2 separate regions of the Mus musculus genome follow, and region 1 is linked to region 2. A link is a loop called in an ENCODE intact Hi-C map of the cell type or tissue named here. Cell type or tissue: heart. All regions are shown on one strand. Each heading gives the region's core, and the rest is flanking DNA. Links, peaks and the distances in the headings are about the cores only.

Region 1 (8,592 bases), core at 245-8,244, 120 kb before region 2:
AGAAGGCAGCACCAGATCCCTTGGAACTAGAGTTCTGGACCCTTGTGCTCCTCTGTGGGTGCTGGGAACCAAACCCTGGTCCTCTGCAAGAGCAAGAGCTTTGTTGTTGAAAGACAGCGTTTCTCTGTGTAGCCCTGGCTGGCCTGGAACTCTCTCTGTAGACCAGGCTGGCCTTGAACTCACAGAGATGCGCCTGCCTCTGCCCCCAGAGTGCTGGGATTAAAGAGACGTGTGCCTCAACACCAGGCTAAGAAGAAGCGGTTTTAACTACTGAGCTATCTCTGCAGCCCCGAGTCTTGTTTTCTGATGGCTTCTTTTAGTGACTTGAGATGTGACAGGATTTGTGTGTATGCACAGGGCACCTGGAGAGTCAACTTCTGTCCCCTGAGTGGGACTGTCATGTGATGTTGCTTAATTTTGAAGAGTTCTTCCTTCCTCAGTGTGGTCAAGATGCGGGAAACAGGTGTAGTCAATTCAGGTGTCTACCTGGAATTCACTCCAGGGACTGTGGCTGTGCCTTTGGCAGAAGTGCCTGGAAGTAGGTGGGCAGGTATAAGCTCTCCATTGCCACAGATGTCTCAGGCCTCTAGGCTCCGAGGCTCTGTGGCCTTCAGTAAATATATGGAAAAAGTAAGCAGAGAGGGCTGAGTTGACAGGAAGTCTTCTGACTTCCTTCTTTCTGTGTGTGGTGTTATGTGCTGGCTACCAGATGTTGGAGTCCTTATGGGCCCAGGGCTAGCGTCTGACTGCAGACCCCACCTTTTCTCACTTTTCTCAAGGTCTGCAGTGTCCCCCCTGGTTCTGCCCTGTGTATAATAATTTCTTCCCTCGAGGGCCTATCTCCACATCTTGCTGTTGTAGGCAGGGCTGCCACGAATGCTCTTGAACTTTGGTTTGCTTTGTTTCTTTGCTGGGAAGCTTATCTTAAGGAGCAGAGGTGATCACCAATTTATTGCCTTGTTTTGTGCCCAGATCCAATCTGCTGCCCTGACTGCCCACCTTGTGGGTTGATGGGAGAGGGGAACAGGGGCACTGTCACCAGAGACTGTGGGAGGAGGCCCAGGTCTACTCTGGAAAAATAGATGTCGTGCTGTCTAGTTTTTATGTCAGCTTGACACAAGCTATAGTCATCTGAGAGGAGGGAGCCGCAACTGAGAAAATGCCTCTGGAAAATCAGGCTGCAGGCAAGCCTGTAGGGCATTTTGTTAATTAGTAATTGATGGGGGAGGGCTCAGCCCATTGTGGGTGGGGCTATCCCAGGGCTGGTGGTCCCGGCTGCTATAAGAAAGCAGGCTGAGCTGGCCATGATGAGCAAGCCAGTGAACAGCACCCTCCGAGGCCTCTGCGTCAGCTCCTGCCTCCAGGTGCCTGCTATGTTTGAGTTCCTGTCCTGACTTCTTTCAGTGATGAACAGTGATATGGAAGTGTCAGTCAGATAAACTCTTTCCTCCCAAGTTGCTTTTAGTCACGGTGTTTCATCGCAACAACAGAAACTCTAGGACAGGTGTGAAGATTAGATACAGTGCCTCAGTACTGCCCCTGAGGGAGCAGTAGTGTGTATGTGTGTGTAGGTGTCCATCGGTAGGGACAGGCGGATGGATTGCCCCTGATATACTCTCTTTAAATTGCTTCAGCACTCCTTGTCAGCCTGGGCAGGAATTGTGCAAATAACAGACTCCAGAAGTCTGCTGGGCCTGAGGAGGAGGCAGGGCCTTGCTTAACTCCGTTGGTTTCTTCTAACCTTAGCCAATACTGAGGTTACTCTGCAAGTGTCCTCCCTTTTGCTTCAGCCCACGTCTCCTTCCCGCCCCCCCGGGGGTTCCATGTCTGGATCATGCACAGGAATGATGCCGCCCACATCCCTTGACCTGAGTGTCGTTGGGGCTGAAGTTCGCTTGTGTCCATAGTCCAGGATGCTGCTGGAGCAAGGCGAAGGGCGCAGCTTCCCAGGCAAGCTCCAGCTTTTCCTTGGGGAAAGTGCTAAATCATGCTGTGAGGGCAAGACTTAGAGTTGCCAGAAGGTGCCAGACTCAAAACAGGGATGGAAGCTTGCCTGATTGCTGACACCAGGTAGAGCTGTCCCTGAGCTCTGTGCTCTAGAGAGACAGCTAAGGGGGTTCTTTATAGTCTGGCAAAGGAGGGCAACTAAGTGGACAGAGGAGAGGCAGGGACAGCTCACCACATCTGCTTAGCAGTCTGTCCCCTATGGGCTTTTTGGTTTGGTTTGGTTTGGTTTGGTTTAATAGCCCTGGCTGTCCTGGAACTCGCTCTGTAGACCAGGCTGACCTCAAACTCAGAAAGATCTTCCTGCTTCTGTCTCCCAAGTGCTGTGTGATTAAGGGAATGAGCCACCACCGCCCAACCATCTCCTCTGGTTTTACTGTCCCTGGTCCTATGGGTGATGAAAAAGAAGGCTCCTGTGACTAGGATGGGGTCACATTTGGTCACTTTGGAAGCTGAGTTGAGTCACAAGCTCTCCTGCTGCTTGGTCATCAGTCCCAGGCAGCTGAAGCGCAGGGACGCTGTGAACAGGTCTTTCCCTGCCTCCAGCCTTGGCAACTTCTCTGATTGACATCCCGACTTGGTAGCATGTAAAATGGAGATGAGCAGACTATTAAGAGGATTGTCATTGTTGGGCCTCTGCTTCAGTCCCATGTGACCCTCACCTTGATGTACTTCTTGTCTCCCTGCTCCTAGTTACTGCACATCGGTGCTGGGCCAGGGCCATGGGTGGCTGGGGCACTGCAGGGATAGTGTGGTTAAATCCTTCCCTGGGGGAGATTCAAACAAGCTCTACCCCTCTTCCTAATGTCCCAGTGGCCTTCGGAGGCACAGCTCCACAAGTTCAGTCTAAGCTGATGAGTTGACTGGACCTCCTTACAGAACATAGGTGAGGGGTCCTTACACACAGCAGGTGGTAGTGTGTAGCCGGATACTCCGGTGAGGGTCTCCCAACCCTGCTCACACTTCCACGAGGGGATATAAACAACAAACCTAGGCACAGCTGGTAGTTGCTTGGCTTGGTGGACAGTCACTAATAACGGCTACTCCAAGGAATCAGTCTAGAGTTGTAGTCATTAGTGAGGTGACCAAATAAGGGGTGAAAATGCCCCAGGTTCGTGTGCAGGTGCTCTTGGAAAAGGACAGGTTGAAGGGAGACTTTTTTTTTTTTTTTTCTGTTTTTGGTTTTTTGAGACAGGGTTTCTCTGTGATAGCCCTGGCTGTCCTAGAACTCACTTTGTAGACCAGGCTGGCCTCGAACTCAAAAATCCACCTGCCTCTGCCTCCCAAGTGCTGGGATTAAAGGCGTGCACCACCACTGCTTGGCTTGAAGGAGGAGACCAGGAGACCACGGTGGAACTGGCACATTGTTAAATGAGGTAGATGGAGATTAGGATATGGATTCCTGTGTGAGAGGGGCAGGCTTTGGCTCTGTCCTTTGGGCAATGGACAGCTCCCTAAGAATGTCCAATTGCTGGCCTGTGCCTTGTATACATACCGATGTGTGCTTTGTGATAGAGCGGCCGGTGAGGTTCCAGAGCCCATAGAGTCTTGGGAACAGAGCAAATGTCAGCCTAAGACTGGCTCTGGGGGTTCTTAGGGGGCTGTCTGATGCCAGGAAGCCAGGGACGTACAGCTGGTACCAATCCTGTGCCCAGAGGCTGATCCAACACGGTCGAGAGGGAGACTTAGTGATCCAACAGCCTGTGGCCATGTGCCTGAAACTAGCTGCTCTCCTTGTCGCTGTGACAACATACCTTAAGGAAGAAAATGTTTTTTCTGGCTCACAGTCAAGGGGACAGACCATCATGGCAAGGAAGTTGCGCGGCAGAAGCTTAAGGTGGCTGGCGACATGGCAGCCACGGTGAGGAAGCAGAGAGATGGATGAGCGCTGTTGCTCATCTTTCCTTGGTTTTTGTTTGCTTTCAGTCCAGGCCCCCTGCCCACATGCTGGCTGCCCACATTTAAGACAGGTTTTCCCTATCTCTGCTAACCTACTAGAAACTCCCTCATAGAAAAGCCCAGACACTTGTTTCCATGGTGACTGTAAATCCCACCAAGGTGACAATCCACATTAACTATCACAGTGCTGCTTGCCTTCCAGTCTGCATGACTAACTGTCCGACACTCATTGTCATGGTGGGCCTGCCAGCCCGGGGCAAGACCTACATTTCTAAGAAGCTGACGCGGTACCTCAACTGGATTGGCGTGCCTACTCGGGGTGAGGCTCCAAGGGGATCATGGGAGGACTGTGGAGGCAGGGAAAGAGAGAAGCCAGCCTGGGTGGTGGTCAGGACCCAGGGAAGAGTCCTGGGCAGGGATTGGTAGGGTTCCTGACCTGTCTCTCCTCCCCCCCAGAATTCAACGTTGGTCAGTATCGCCGGGACATAGTCAAGACGTACAAATCTTTTGAGTTTTTCCTCCCAGACAATGAAGAAGGCCTGAAAATCAGGAAGTAAGTGTGGTGAGGGTGGGGGAGGAGTGAGGGTGGGGCATTGCCCTAGAGAAGGCTTGGTTAAGTTACAACCCATTTGCTAAGAAGTTCCTCCTCTCTCAAACTCTGAATGCTCCTGAGCTGCAGTTACTCAGTGCAGTGACTGCCTGCTGGGGCTGGCTCGGTGCCGGGGCTGGCTCGATGCTGTGTGACAGGGCCTGGAACCTCAGAGCCGAGTCCTGCTGCCATCTCTGGAATGCTAGGATTAAAGTGTGTGCCACCATGCCCAGCTGTAGGTCTGGCTTCTTAACCTCTCAGGTTGTAGAGAGTTTGGCATATAATGGGTTTAGGGAGAAATTGTGTGTAGCCTCCTGATGGCTGTCCCTTCCCTGCCCCAGTGTTAAGGACCTTTGGTAAGGACATTCTATGGGAAGGAAGGGGCTTCAGGGAAAGGCGAGGCTTACCCAGGACGTGTCTGGGACCATCGCATGACATGGAGGTCCTGTTTGTCTACTCCAGGCTACCCTAGAAGATGCATATTATTATTTCTTTTCTGTCCCAAGATGGGCACTCTCACCAGTACTGGAGTATGTTTGTCCTATGCTTGGCATGTTCTTGGCATGTGCTTGGCATGTTCTTGGCATGTGCCAGCCAGGCCTTGGGTTTAGTCTAACATGGCTTGGATGCTGTGGAATGAGTAGTTGACACTCACGATCTCTGTCCCCCTCCCAATTAAGGCGTAATGTTTTGAAGAGTGATGAAATGTCCTTATTGGAAGGGCTGGTGGGATGCTCGTAGAGTTGTGTCCTGCTGGGCATGACTGTGCATACTTTTCATCCTATCACTTGGGAGACAGATGCAGACAGATCTCTCTGAGTTCAGGGACAGCCTGGTCTGTATAGTGAGTTCCAGATAGCCAGGGCTACATAGTGAGACCCGTCTCTAAATAACAACAGAAATAAGCCTTGTTCTATCTTCATGTCTGCTGCTGTGGTAAGACACTAGACAAAAGCATAAGAGAGAGCATAGGGGAGAAAGGTGGGTTTGGTTTACTGGTTCAGACTGCAGTCCACCGAGAGAGGTCAAGGCGGGACTCAGAAGCAGCTGGTCACACCCGCAGCTCAAAACAGAGAGGTGATAAGTGTGTGCCTGCCTGCCTGCCCAGCTTGCTCTTCACTCTTAAATACGGTTCAGGGACCAGGTCACCATAGGGTGTCACCCACATGGTCAAGGCAGGTTTTCCCACTTCAGTTAACCTAATAAAAAAAAAAGAAGAAGAAAAAAGAAATCAAAGGTTGGAGAGATGGCTCAGTGGATAAGAACACTGCTCTACCACAGGACCTAGGTTCAATTCCCAGCACCCACACAGCAGCTCATAACTGTCTGTAAGTCCAGTTCTAGGGGACCTGAAACCCTCACACAGACTTAAAATACAAACAAAACACTAGTGCACATAAAAATAAATATTTTTTTAAAATCCCTCATAGACATGCCCACAGGCCCACCTGATGCGGACAGTTTGTCATGGAGAGTTTTTCCAGGTGACTCTAAGGCTGTGTCAGCTTGACAGTCACTTACCACCACAAGCCCCTTGTCAGCTGTGGTGGCAGACTTGCCTCTGCATCTTGGTAGGACAGTAGTAGTGACTTTCTCAAATCAAGTCCAGCCTCGCAGTTCTGACCTGGAGCTGTGCACTAGGCTACTACCTATTCTCCCTATGGCCACCAGGGGGCAGGCGCACCCCACTGTGTACTTAAATCTGCTTCCTCTGCTCTTGAGTCATAGGGGTGAGACAGGGAAATCACCCAGAAGGGGTCTGACATTTAGGTAAGACTGGAGGCTAGGAGATGTATTGATGTTTGGATCTACTGCATGCTTGGTGGCTGATATCCGTTGTCCCCATTTTATAGGCAAGGAAACTGAGGCTCACAAAGTCCAAGAGTCTCATATACTCTGTACAGGTTTCTTCACATTTGAAGTAACTGTTGAGTTTGGAGGTCCGTGCCTACAGTGCCAGCAGTTAGGGGGTGAAGGCAGGAGGGTCAGGTTTAAGGTTAGCAATCCATTACATACTTCAAGGCCAGCTTGGGCAGCATGAGGCCATGTCTGAAAAGACCCAAAACCAATCAATTAAACAAAACAACAACAACAACAACTTCCCATCATCCACTCACCTAAATATCTCATGGCTAATAGGTCAACATCTCAGGTGCAAAATCTAAAGCATTGCCAAGGCGTAGGCCCCGTTTGCTCAGTGGTGGTGCCTTCCCAGGTGTGCATCTGAGCTTAGGATGGGTTAACACTGTTTGGGGCCATTCAGTCTGAATTAGAGGAGTAGCGTGTGGGGATGTAGTGTTTGTGGTGTCGGTATCCCCAGCTGCCAGCGGTTTCCCTGGGGCTCCTGAGAGGCCAGCATGTGGGGAGTAATTCAGATGAGAAACCCAGACAGAGAGGTGGGAGGAACTAACCCGAGGTCACCTGCAGGGACACAGGAGCCTCTGGCAGAGGATGGGACAGACAGTCCTGTTGTTTTTGTTCTACACCTAAAGCCTGAATCTAGCCACTGGGCCACAGGGCCAATTTCCACGGACCATCCCAGTTTTTCTTCTAAGGAGTTGGAAAAAAAAAAAGGACCAGAAGTAGTTTTTATTTTGCTCTGGCTTTTCCTTTGTTGTTGTTTGCAGTACCAGGGATTGAACCAGGGCCTTTTTGATAGATTGGCTTCACCTTCAGGCCAGGCAGAAGGAATTTTTGTTCTGTTTTGTTTTGAGATCGATGCCACACAGGAGCTCAGGCTGGCCTTGAACCTACTACATAGCCACGAATGACTTTGAACTTCCGACTCTCTTGTCTCCACCTTCCAAGCGCTGGGATTACAGGCATTTGCCACGGGGGTGGGGGCGGGGAGCACACCAGAAGTCTTAAAAATGGGAAGTCTGAGAAGGAGAAGAAAGGGGCGATTTTCTATCCGCACACCCACTGTCGAGGTCTCAAAAGCTACATAACATTCAAATATACAAAATCACGTAAGACAAAGGTGTAAACAAGTTTGTGCTGGCTCATATATGCATCTATACAGGCACATGTATGTACACACACCCCACCAGGCACATTCCTATCCTGTTTTCTTACCGTACATGAGCTCCCTGTGTATACCATGGACATATAACCTCATGCGTATACTTTATATGCACATATCTACATACACATGAGACTATATACCATATGCGCACATGGGCATGTTCACATACATGCACAACCCCTGAGCACATATGGCCACACTGTCTGTGAGAGTGTGTACGCACACGTGGGAATCTTCACTTGGGCTCATTTTTGAGGGTGTGATACTGAGTCGTACACACGTGCTCAGCCTTTGTTTACATCTGCACACCAAGCACACTTGGACCCTAAGACTCCCTTCAGGTTTGCCGACTTCCCAGGACTCACGGCTAAGGTCCACTACAGCAAACTGACAGAAAGGGAAGGCTCATGGCGTGAAGTCCACAGGAACCAGCATGGAAGCTGTCTCCTTGGAGTCCCACAGGATCTCTCAGTTCATCCAGCAAGAGTCCAGGGGGCTCTCACACACGCCGGCACACTTGCAAACCCATACATGGGTACAGTACATTCATGCCCACACAGAGACATGCAAGCACAAGTGTATGTGTACACTCATACATGAGTGTGCACGCAGGCCCCTAAGATGTTCTCCTGGCATTTTCTTTGAGGCCCTGGGATTCCTCCTCCACAGTAGATCCACAGTCAGAACAGCTGCCAAGCTTAGCCCAGAACATACTGACCTGCAGGCTGGTCGGAAAATGGGCCAGCAGTGCTCGTTTTCTAGACGCAGAATTCAGACATTTTGGCAAAACACTTTTTTAAAAAATGTTTTTTATCCTTTATTTTATATGTGTGAGTGTTGTGACTTCATGTGCTCTACATACATGCCTGGTGTCCTCTGAGGTCAGAAGAGAGTGCTGGATTCCCTCAACTGGAGTTATGGTGCTTGTGAGCGGCCATGTGGGTGCTGGAATTGAACCTGGGTCCTCTGAAAGAGCATCCAGTGCTCTTAACCACTAAGCCATCACTCTAGCCCCTTAAAAACATTTTTTTAAAGATTAAATTTTTCTTTCATTTTATTATTTTTGTGTGTTTCT
Region 2 (8,592 bases), core at 484-8,483:
GCACAGAGAATCATGAAATGCCATTAGCTGTCAGGAAGGGCAATGGGGTTGGCTATGACAGACCTTGTGAGAAAGCCAGTGGTTATGTGAGGCTGGCTTCTACACAAAATGAGCGTGGTGAGGAAAGAGCATTAGGTGGTGAGTGGCGAGTGTCATTCCCTGGCAGCCTGTTCTTGAACGTCTGCGTGTGGGTGCTCAACTGTATCAACACTGGAGAGGCAGGAAGTTCGAGTTTTAGGCTATACTGAGACCATGCCTCAAACACCCTAGAAAACAACCCAGGCGACTGTTCTGTTTTCACCCTCACCAGTGAGACCTACAGTCAGCCTCACCACTATGTCTTTAGTCACTGAATTCCCATTGACTACCCTGCCCAAATGCTATCTGTGGTGACCAGATAAGTCTCCTCTGATTCTCTTGGTCCTGCCTTTCAGATCATCACTGCCCTGGAGGAGGATGGCACTGCCCAGAAGATGCAGCTGGGCTACCGGCTCCAGCAGATCGCCGCTGCTGTGGAAAACAAGGTCACGGATCTATAAGGACCAGGGAGTCTTTGCCTGCTGTTGTCTCTGTACCTCCTGGGCAGCCCTGGAATCTCAAGGGAGAGGCCACCACCTTCGTAGATGCCTGTAGTGACTGACAAGCAGAGTTTAATGAAAGGTGGCTCCCAGTCTCTTGGTGGCACCAGCTCATAGCCTCAGCCCCATTGGACCTGCCTTGTAGGCCTGGGACCTAGTGGTTCAGTGGGTAGTGCTAGGCCTGCCCCAAGCCTGGTGACTCTCTGACCTACTTCCTGGGTGACGCCAGCCTGCAGGGAGCTGGGGACTTAAGGTTTCCAGAGAATGTCTGGTAGGCCCTCCAGGCCCCTGGGGAGACTGTACTGTTCTTGAGCACTGACCTATGTCCCATTGGGAATCACAGAGGAAGGAAGAGAACCCGCCCGCCCACTTCCTGTCTTCTTCATCCATCCTCCTTGACCTCAAGTTTCGCTTCCTTTGTCCTTGTTCCCTGTTGCCAATTCCCAGGAGAGAGAGAGGGGGGGGGGAGAGAGAGAGAGAGAGAGAGAGAGAAAGAGATGCATTTCTAGGCTGCTGCTGCCTCAGCAGGGTTGGTGCCTCAGGACCACCCTGTCTTCCAGGTGGCTGGTGGGGAGGGACAGCTGCTTCAGGGGAGCCTTGGGGAGAGCAGTGACCCATTGATGCTATAGCTCTTCATTAAAGGATAACACATGGTATGGACTCACCAGCCCCTCTGCTAAGATAGAACTGGCAGCTGCTGGGAGATGTGGGCATCGTGCTCTGAAGGGTCCCCTGACACCCACGGAAGGCCACCATGAGGTTGGCAAGCTCTCTCCGGCTCCTAGGTAGGGTCTGCCAGAGGCAACACTCCCCAGAAAGGAGAACTTAAAGCACAATAAGGCTCAGGGAGAGTTGGGGCCTGAGATGTGGGGTTCTGTCCCCCATCTTTAAGGGGTCCACCTTGATTGCAGGTCGTGGTAACTTTGCCATTCATGTTCCATGAATTTTTAAAAGAATTGGGGAAGTATGGCGTTATTAAAGGCGATTCCAGGCAGTGTGGGTCTCAGGTCCATGACCCTGTTTCTGGATTCCAGTTTCCACATTGCTGTCCATGTTAAGGTACCTGAGGCAGGAGCTCAGAGCTACTCACCTGCCTGTGTAGTAGCTACCTTGTGGTATTTTCCTGTTAGAAGCTACAAGTGAGCTTCAAGACCATGGTACTGTGGTGCACTTGGCAGCTGGCGGTTGAGAATGCCATTGGCTTCACCAGGCAAGGGTCGTGGCATCCTCAGAGAGCTCCACCTTGGCTCATGTGTATAGCCAGTGATCTGGCCAACCTCAAGCTCTTCCCCAAGTGTTTGAAGACATGGGCTGATACAATTCCAAGAGTCCCTTCTTGCTGTCTTTTAGAATCTTTGTCTTCAAGATCGCAGGAGCCATTTTGGTTTTCATGCCAGGGGTAATCACAGTGACTATTTCTGTCAGATCCCATCTTCCCCATGCCTGCCAGATGTGGGGAACCACAGTCACAGACGGCCAGCAGTCAGGCCCTCTTTTGGGAGCATGTGAACTTTAGTACTAATGATAGTTGTCTTAGTTCAGATTTTATCCTCACGCAGAATGGTTTTGCCTCCCCCAGTGGCTACTCCGACCAACTATGTTGTTGACAGTCTCAGAGAACAGGGCTGACAGGGGGAATGAGGTCTTGGCTAGACTTCAGACAGATACAGGAAGGGAGGCACCTTTTAAGTCAACATGGCAGGGATGGTGACAGAGACACACCTCTGCTCCAGGCTTGAGCTTCTGCAGTCTTTGGGAGTCCTCTGAGGCGGTAAGGGTTCCTGCAGAGGAAGGCCGTGTACCTGCGTGCTTGGGCGTGTGCTCATGGGATGGGCGAGTATGGAACGTGCTCTGAGTCACTCCTGTCTCACCCTCACAGAACACTGTGATAGAAGATGTCATGAAAATAAAAATGTTACCACTTCAGAGAGGAAGCTAAGTCTTCACTCGATTGCCACGGCTGAGGGTGGCAAGGCCAGTGCCAACAGGACTTGGCGGTGGCTCACCTGGGGCCCGGCCAGTTTCAATATAGACTGTTTGTAATACAGTTTGCTCAGTCTCTCCCCCTTTTCACTCTCACTTTGCAAAGGTATGCCCTCATTGTTTCCCACAAAGTGTGATAGTGTGCTAAGGTCCCACGTTTCTCATCCCCCCGCCACTTTAAACGCTGGGTGACTGTCCAGATGATTAGATACGTATGAATCCCAGCGCTCGGGAGGCAGAGGCAGAGGCAGGCGGATTTCTGAGTTTGAGGCCAGCCTGGTCTACAGAGTGAGTTCCAGGACAGCTGGGGCTACACAGAGAAAAAACAAAAAAACAAAACAAAAAAAATTCTTTATGAGACAGGGATTCTATTTCTCCCTGGCTGGCCTGAAGCTTGCTGTGTAGACCAGCCTGACACTGAACTCACAGCGCTCTGTCTCCTGAGCTTTGGAACTAAAGGTGTGCGTCACCACACCCAGCACACTGTATAGTGTTTTTTTTTTTTTTTAAAGGAAGGAAATATATATTAAGGTTTGTTTATTTTATGTGAGTACAGTGTCTTCAGACACACCCAAAGAAGGTTGGATCCCATTACAGATGGTTGTGAGCCACCATGTGGTTGCTGGGAATTGAACTCAGGACCTCTGGAAGAGCAGCCAGTGCTCGGAACCGCTGAGCTGACTCTCCAGCCCTCATTGTTGTTTTAAATGGAAGAAGGGTGTCTGTGGCTGTTACAGCTGTGCTATGCTGATTAGCTCTGCGATCGCTTTGGAAGACACTTGGAACCCTGGCAATGGGCAACAACACCCTAGGGGCCTGCTGACTGAGGCTCAGAGGGACTGGGCTACCCTGGGGCACAGCACGGCAGAGGTCTGTCTTGTCTTCTGTTGGCAGTAAGGCCTACAGTATCTGCATTGCCAGGCTCCTGTAGGATAACACGGTAAAAAGCACACATGCAAACAAACCACCTCGGCCACCTAAAGCACGGGTCCACGGCTTCATCCCTTTTCAGAGACCCTGTCTCAAACATACAGGGCCGGAAAGACAGCTCAGTGGCTAGAAAGCATTTGCTCCTCCATGGGACCTGAGTTCAGTTCTCAGGCACCCGCATCTAGTGGCTCACAACTGTAATTCCATTTCTGGGGCATGTGATGCCTTCTGGCCTCTGTGGGCACTTGACTCCTGTATACCTACTCTCCCGTGCTACGAATGTACGTGATTACAAGTCTATACAAATTCTTAAATCTATATGTAGACTTTTCAAGAAAGGGTCTCTGCTGGCTTTTACAGTAATCTTCCTGCTTCAGCCTCTCAAATGCTGAGATTACAGCTCCATGCCACCAGGCCTAGCTGGATCTGTTTCCTGCTCAGCAGTTAAGAGCACTGGATATTCTTACAAAGGATCCATGTTTTATTCCCATCACACATATGATACACATCTACGTGTGATAGTTCTACTATGTGATAGTTCACAACTATGTACCACTCCAAGCCCAGGAGATCCAATATGCTCTTTGGGCCTCTGTGGCACATACATGATGCACACACATGAAGGCAAAACATTAATTTTTGTTTGTTTCTGTTTTTTGAGACAGGGTTTCTCTGTGTAGCCCTGGCTGTCCTGGAACTTGCCACATAAACCAGCCTGGCCTCAAACTCACATATCTACCTGCCTCTGCCTCCTCAGTGCTGAGATCAAAGGCACAAGCACTGCTCAGCTCATTAACTTGTAAAAAGTTTTCTGTCCTTGCTAGGCACGGTGGTGCCCACCTGTAATCTGAGTACCTGGGAGGCCAGGGTGGGAGGATCACTGGAAGTTCAAGGCCAGCTTGGTCTACACAGTGAATTCCAGGCCCCCAAGGGTAAAGAGAGAGAATTTCTCAACAAAATCTTAAGGATGATAGATTATGAAGGGTATCAGTGTGATGTTTGAAAGGAAATGTCTTGGCTGCAAGTGCAAGGATTATCCAGCTGACCTGTTCCTGTGACTATGTATTCCAGAGAATCTGCCAGTACAGGGATGCACTGTCCTCCTGCTGGTGCCTGGCTGCTTCTTTTTTTTTTTTTTTTTTTAATTAGGTATTTATTTCATTTACATTTCCAATGTTATCCCAAAAGTCCCTCACACGCTCCCCTACCCACTCCCCCACCCACCCACCCACTCCCACTTCTTGGCCCTGGCGTTCCCCTATACTGAGGTATATAAAGTTTGCATGACCAATGGGCCTCTTTTTCCACTGATGGCTGACTAGGCTATTTTCTGATACATATGCAGCTAGAGACACGAGCTCCGGGGGGCGAGGGGTTGGGGGGTGGCGGGGGGTACTGGTTAGTTCATATTGTTGTTCCACCTATAGGGTTGCAGATCCCTTTAGCTCCTTGGTTACTTTCTCTAGCTCCTCCATTGGGGGCCCTGTGGTCCATCCAATAGCTGACTGTGAGCATCCACTTCTGTGTTTGCTAGGCCCCGGCATTTTCACAAGAGACAGCTATATCTAGGTCCTTTCAGCAAAATCTTGCTAGTGTATGCAATGGTGTCAGCGTTTGGAAGCTGATTATGGGATGGATCCCTGGATATGGCAGTCTCTAGATGGTCCATCCTTTTGTCTCAGCTCCAAACTTTGTCTCTGTAACTCCTTCCATGGGTGTTTTGTTCCCAATTCTAAGAAGGGGCAAAGTGTCCACACTTTGGTCTTCATTCTTGAGTTTCATGTGTTTAGCAAATTGTATCTTATATCTTGGTGCCTGGCTTCTTACTGCCATCTTCTGGCCACAGTGTGGAACTAATGCTCCTGAAATCAAAAGGATTTACCTATCTCCCGACATATTTTGAGTCCCCCTCACCCATATTAGGACTACAACTATCTAACTCCAGCTTCTGGAGATGTGAGGCCTCTGGCCTCTGTGAGCACCTGATGCAGACACATCTATGCATAATTGAAAAATATAATGGACTGTAGTGCTGAAGCTTAGCTCTCAAATCTGGGTTGAGCGTGAGCTACATTTAAAGACAGAAAATGATAGTGTAACAGTGAGTGACTAGTAGGAAAACCATTGTAGGTGTTCCCAACAGTGCTGGTAATTGCAAAGTGTTGTAAGGGTGGGAGTTTTCCAGAGGCCAGTTGCCTGCAAGACAGGCCACAGTTCGTAGAGCCGGCAGTACTTACTATGGCTGTAGGGGTCAGGGAAGCTGACACCCTGCCCTCAGCTCAGGCTTGTGATTTGGTAGATCAGTGGTGCCAGGTGACCTTGCTGCCACAGTGAGCATTTGCACCAGGAGGATTGAGACCTCTCTTATGGAGCCTTATTCACCCCAGGCTTGACAGCCGACTCCCTAGACACAAGGCCCAAGCCCTGGATCGCAGAGTGACCAGAGCCCTGCAATGGTAGGAGACCTGGATTCCAATTCCACTCCCCTGAGTGGCTGGGTGTCTTCAGGGAAGACAGACATCATTCTGGCACACAGCAGGGGCCATTCTTGTTGGCTGTTACATCTTAAGCTGGCATCTGGAAAGATATAATGGGAAAACAGGAAGTACTGGGTTGGCCCAGGTCCAGGCAGGGCTCTGATGCCGTATACCAGGAACGAGGAGGTTGTCCAGAGCCCTACTTAACAGATGACGGGCATTAGGGAAGCCAGTGGGTGGGATATGAATTAGAGCTGTCATCACTCCAGATCTCAACGTTTCAGAGATGGAGCTGCTCCACCAGCCTTGAGCTTGATGGGACAAGGGCAGGCAGCTGGGATGCTGGAAGACTGCCACTGAAGGAGGGATGGCACCTAGGCACTGCACCTTAGGAGGGAGGTGGCTAAGAGAAGGGGATGCTGGGAAATAACGACCCAGGCTGCTCTTCCCACTGGCCAGACTTTCAGTTTTTCTCTTTCAATATTTCCTGTAAGCGCCAGTGTTGGAAAGTCTTCCTGTCATCAAGGTCAGCTCTACAATACCAAGGAGGGTGGAAAGCAAATGGTGCAACAACCTGAGCACCTACTATGCTCCCTCTCACACCCACCCATAAGTGTCTAGCAGGATTTCTATGCAAGGCCATGGTTCCAGCCATAGCAAGAATTGGCTCCAAGCATCCTGGCTTCCAGGTCCCTCCCTTCCCCTCATCCCTGGCTCTTGGGAGGAGCCACGCATTGTACCAGGAGAACCGGGGACATTTCAGCTTTCAGGCTAGTAGTGACTCAATGCCATCTCTCCAGGTTGGGATCCAAGTGCAACACCAAGCTTCAGGCTGTGGAAGACAAGTTCTCCGTCTATAGCTTCATATCAGGGCCAAAGAATTCAGTCAGAACATGGCATAGACTCTCCAGAGATGCAAAAGCCAGCATACCTGCATGCCTCACACCCATGGAGGTACATGTCCCATGCAGAGTGACACTTCCTCCCAGTCCAGCCCAAGTTCCTCTTTGTGTTCAAATGTAATGGCACATGTATGTGTGATGTGGGCATGCAGGCTTGGGTCACACAGAAACTCTGCCCATGGAGGAAGGGTGCCCTGGTCGAAAGCACCATCGACTAAGAGCATAAAAAGTGGGCTTTCACTCTGCAGTGGCCACACTGAGAGAACAGACTTCTCACTGTCTGCTTCCTCTCATATAAGTCATTTCCTAACTACTCACCAGAGAAGTCACCTTAGGAAAGCTGTTGGATGAGCGGGGCCCTGCTGACCTGCTGGCTCTCCATGCCCAGAGGCCAGGCCTGCTGGGTGATCCACTCCACACAGGGTTCTTGGAAGATGAGGAGAAGGCAAAGGGAAGAGAGCAGAAGCTGTAAGTTCCACACTGGCCCCTCCTAAGGTGGAAGGTGGTGATGGAAGGGCAGAAACTGGGAGCCATAGGACCTGGGTCCTTGGTGAAACTCAGTGTCCCTATAACAAACTACATATGGAGCTCTTCTGCCATTAGGCCTCTATATCGTAAGCTTATTTTAAAACCAAAACAGAACATTAAAATCCAGTCTCTCTCTTCTCTGCCTCCTCTCTCTGTCTCTGTCTTTCCCTCTCCCTCTCCCTCAGCCTCTCTCCTCTCTTCATATTAAACTCCACCTGACCTTTTTGTTCCATAGTAATTAGGTGAAGTGTGTGTGTGGGTTGGGGTTGGTTGGTTGGTTGTTGATTTTTTTTTTTTTTTGAGACAGGATTTCTCTGTGTAGCCCTGCTGTCCTGGAACTCACTCTGTACACCAGGCTGGCCTCAGACTCAGAGATCTGTCGGCCTCTGCTTGGACTAAAGGTGAACACAGCACCATTTTTTTAAAAAAAAAAAATCTCTGTTTGCTGATCAATAACAGCGCTCTGGACAGCACCTGAGCTTGCCTGCCCATTGTGTGATATGCCAGGAACTATGGCCACCTCATCAGTAAGGATAACCCCAAACAACAACCATTGTGACAAGAATAATCACTGTTTTATCTTGAGATCTGAAGAACTGAAAAACATGTGACCAGTGATGAGGGTCACATCTGCATACCTGGCCACTGACTTCACACATGGGAAGGCACCGCCCACCCTGTCTCCAGTCACCTGTTTCTAGAAAATAATTGGCTTCCTGGAAGCATTGTCCTCTCACTGGCCATTTTGTGACCAGCTGGCTCATCAATTAATACAATTCTTTGTCATTCATCATCTTGGCCCTTGCCTGGTTGGCTCTGTCAGGCTCTAGGCAGAACATGTCACAGCACAGAGCAAGCTCAGGTGCTGTCCAGAGCGCTGTTATTGATCAGCAAACAGAGATTTTTTTAAAAAAAATGGTGCTGTGTTCACAGTGTCACAGTGCATCTGTGGTCAGAGGAAAACTCGAGGGAATCAGTTCTCTTCTACCTTGTGGGTCCTAGAGCTCAAAAAGGGACACAGCATCTTGCTTTCTATTAAATGGCTTCCTACGTGGGACTTTTTTGCACAGTGTCAAGGCAGCTCAATAAAATGGTTGGCTTTTATTCACTTGTACAACTCTGCTTTTGACTCTGGGCCCAGCCAAGAGAACTGTAGGCTGCCCCAAGCAAACTCACACAGCCTTTCCAGCACAG

Evidence for each region. Hi-C counts contacts between places; a loop is a spot of excess contacts. Peaks named below come from ENCODE experiments on the same cell type or tissue, not always from the same donor. Only the 100,000 strongest peaks of a DNase experiment are listed, where the experiment ranks them.
Region 1: it touches region 2 in a loop (7-fold over the local background); 32 of 42 quality-filtered maps call a loop at or near these places.

Annotation. Positions count from the first base shown.
Region 1 is chr9:108,994,754-109,003,345 of GRCm38, forward strand. It overlaps Pfkfb4 (6-phosphofructo-2-kinase/fructose-2,6-biphosphatase 4), which reads left to right. Exons shown (of 14, transcript NM_173019.5): 2 at 4,106-4,222; 3 at 4,360-4,456. Among named protein-coding and RNA genes, the nearest start is that of Pfkfb4, 7.1 kb to the left of the region's middle. In heart, for the core only: no CTCF peak of the experiment used is centred there; DNase peaks (open chromatin) are centred at 4,328 and 6,158.
Region 2 is chr9:109,117,406-109,125,997 of GRCm38, forward strand. It overlaps Plxnb1 (plexin B1), which reads left to right. Exons shown (of 38, transcript NM_172775.2): 38 at 435-2,510. The coding sequence ends at 539. Gm39423 (a long non-coding RNA gene) reads left to right here and starts at 5,232. Exons shown (of 2, transcript XR_871266.1): 1 at 5,232-6,922; 2 at 7,192-8,502. In heart, for the core only: a CTCF peak has its summit at 5,342 (motif pointing left); DNase peaks (open chromatin) are centred at 876 and 6,106; H3K27me3 peaks cover 340 bases.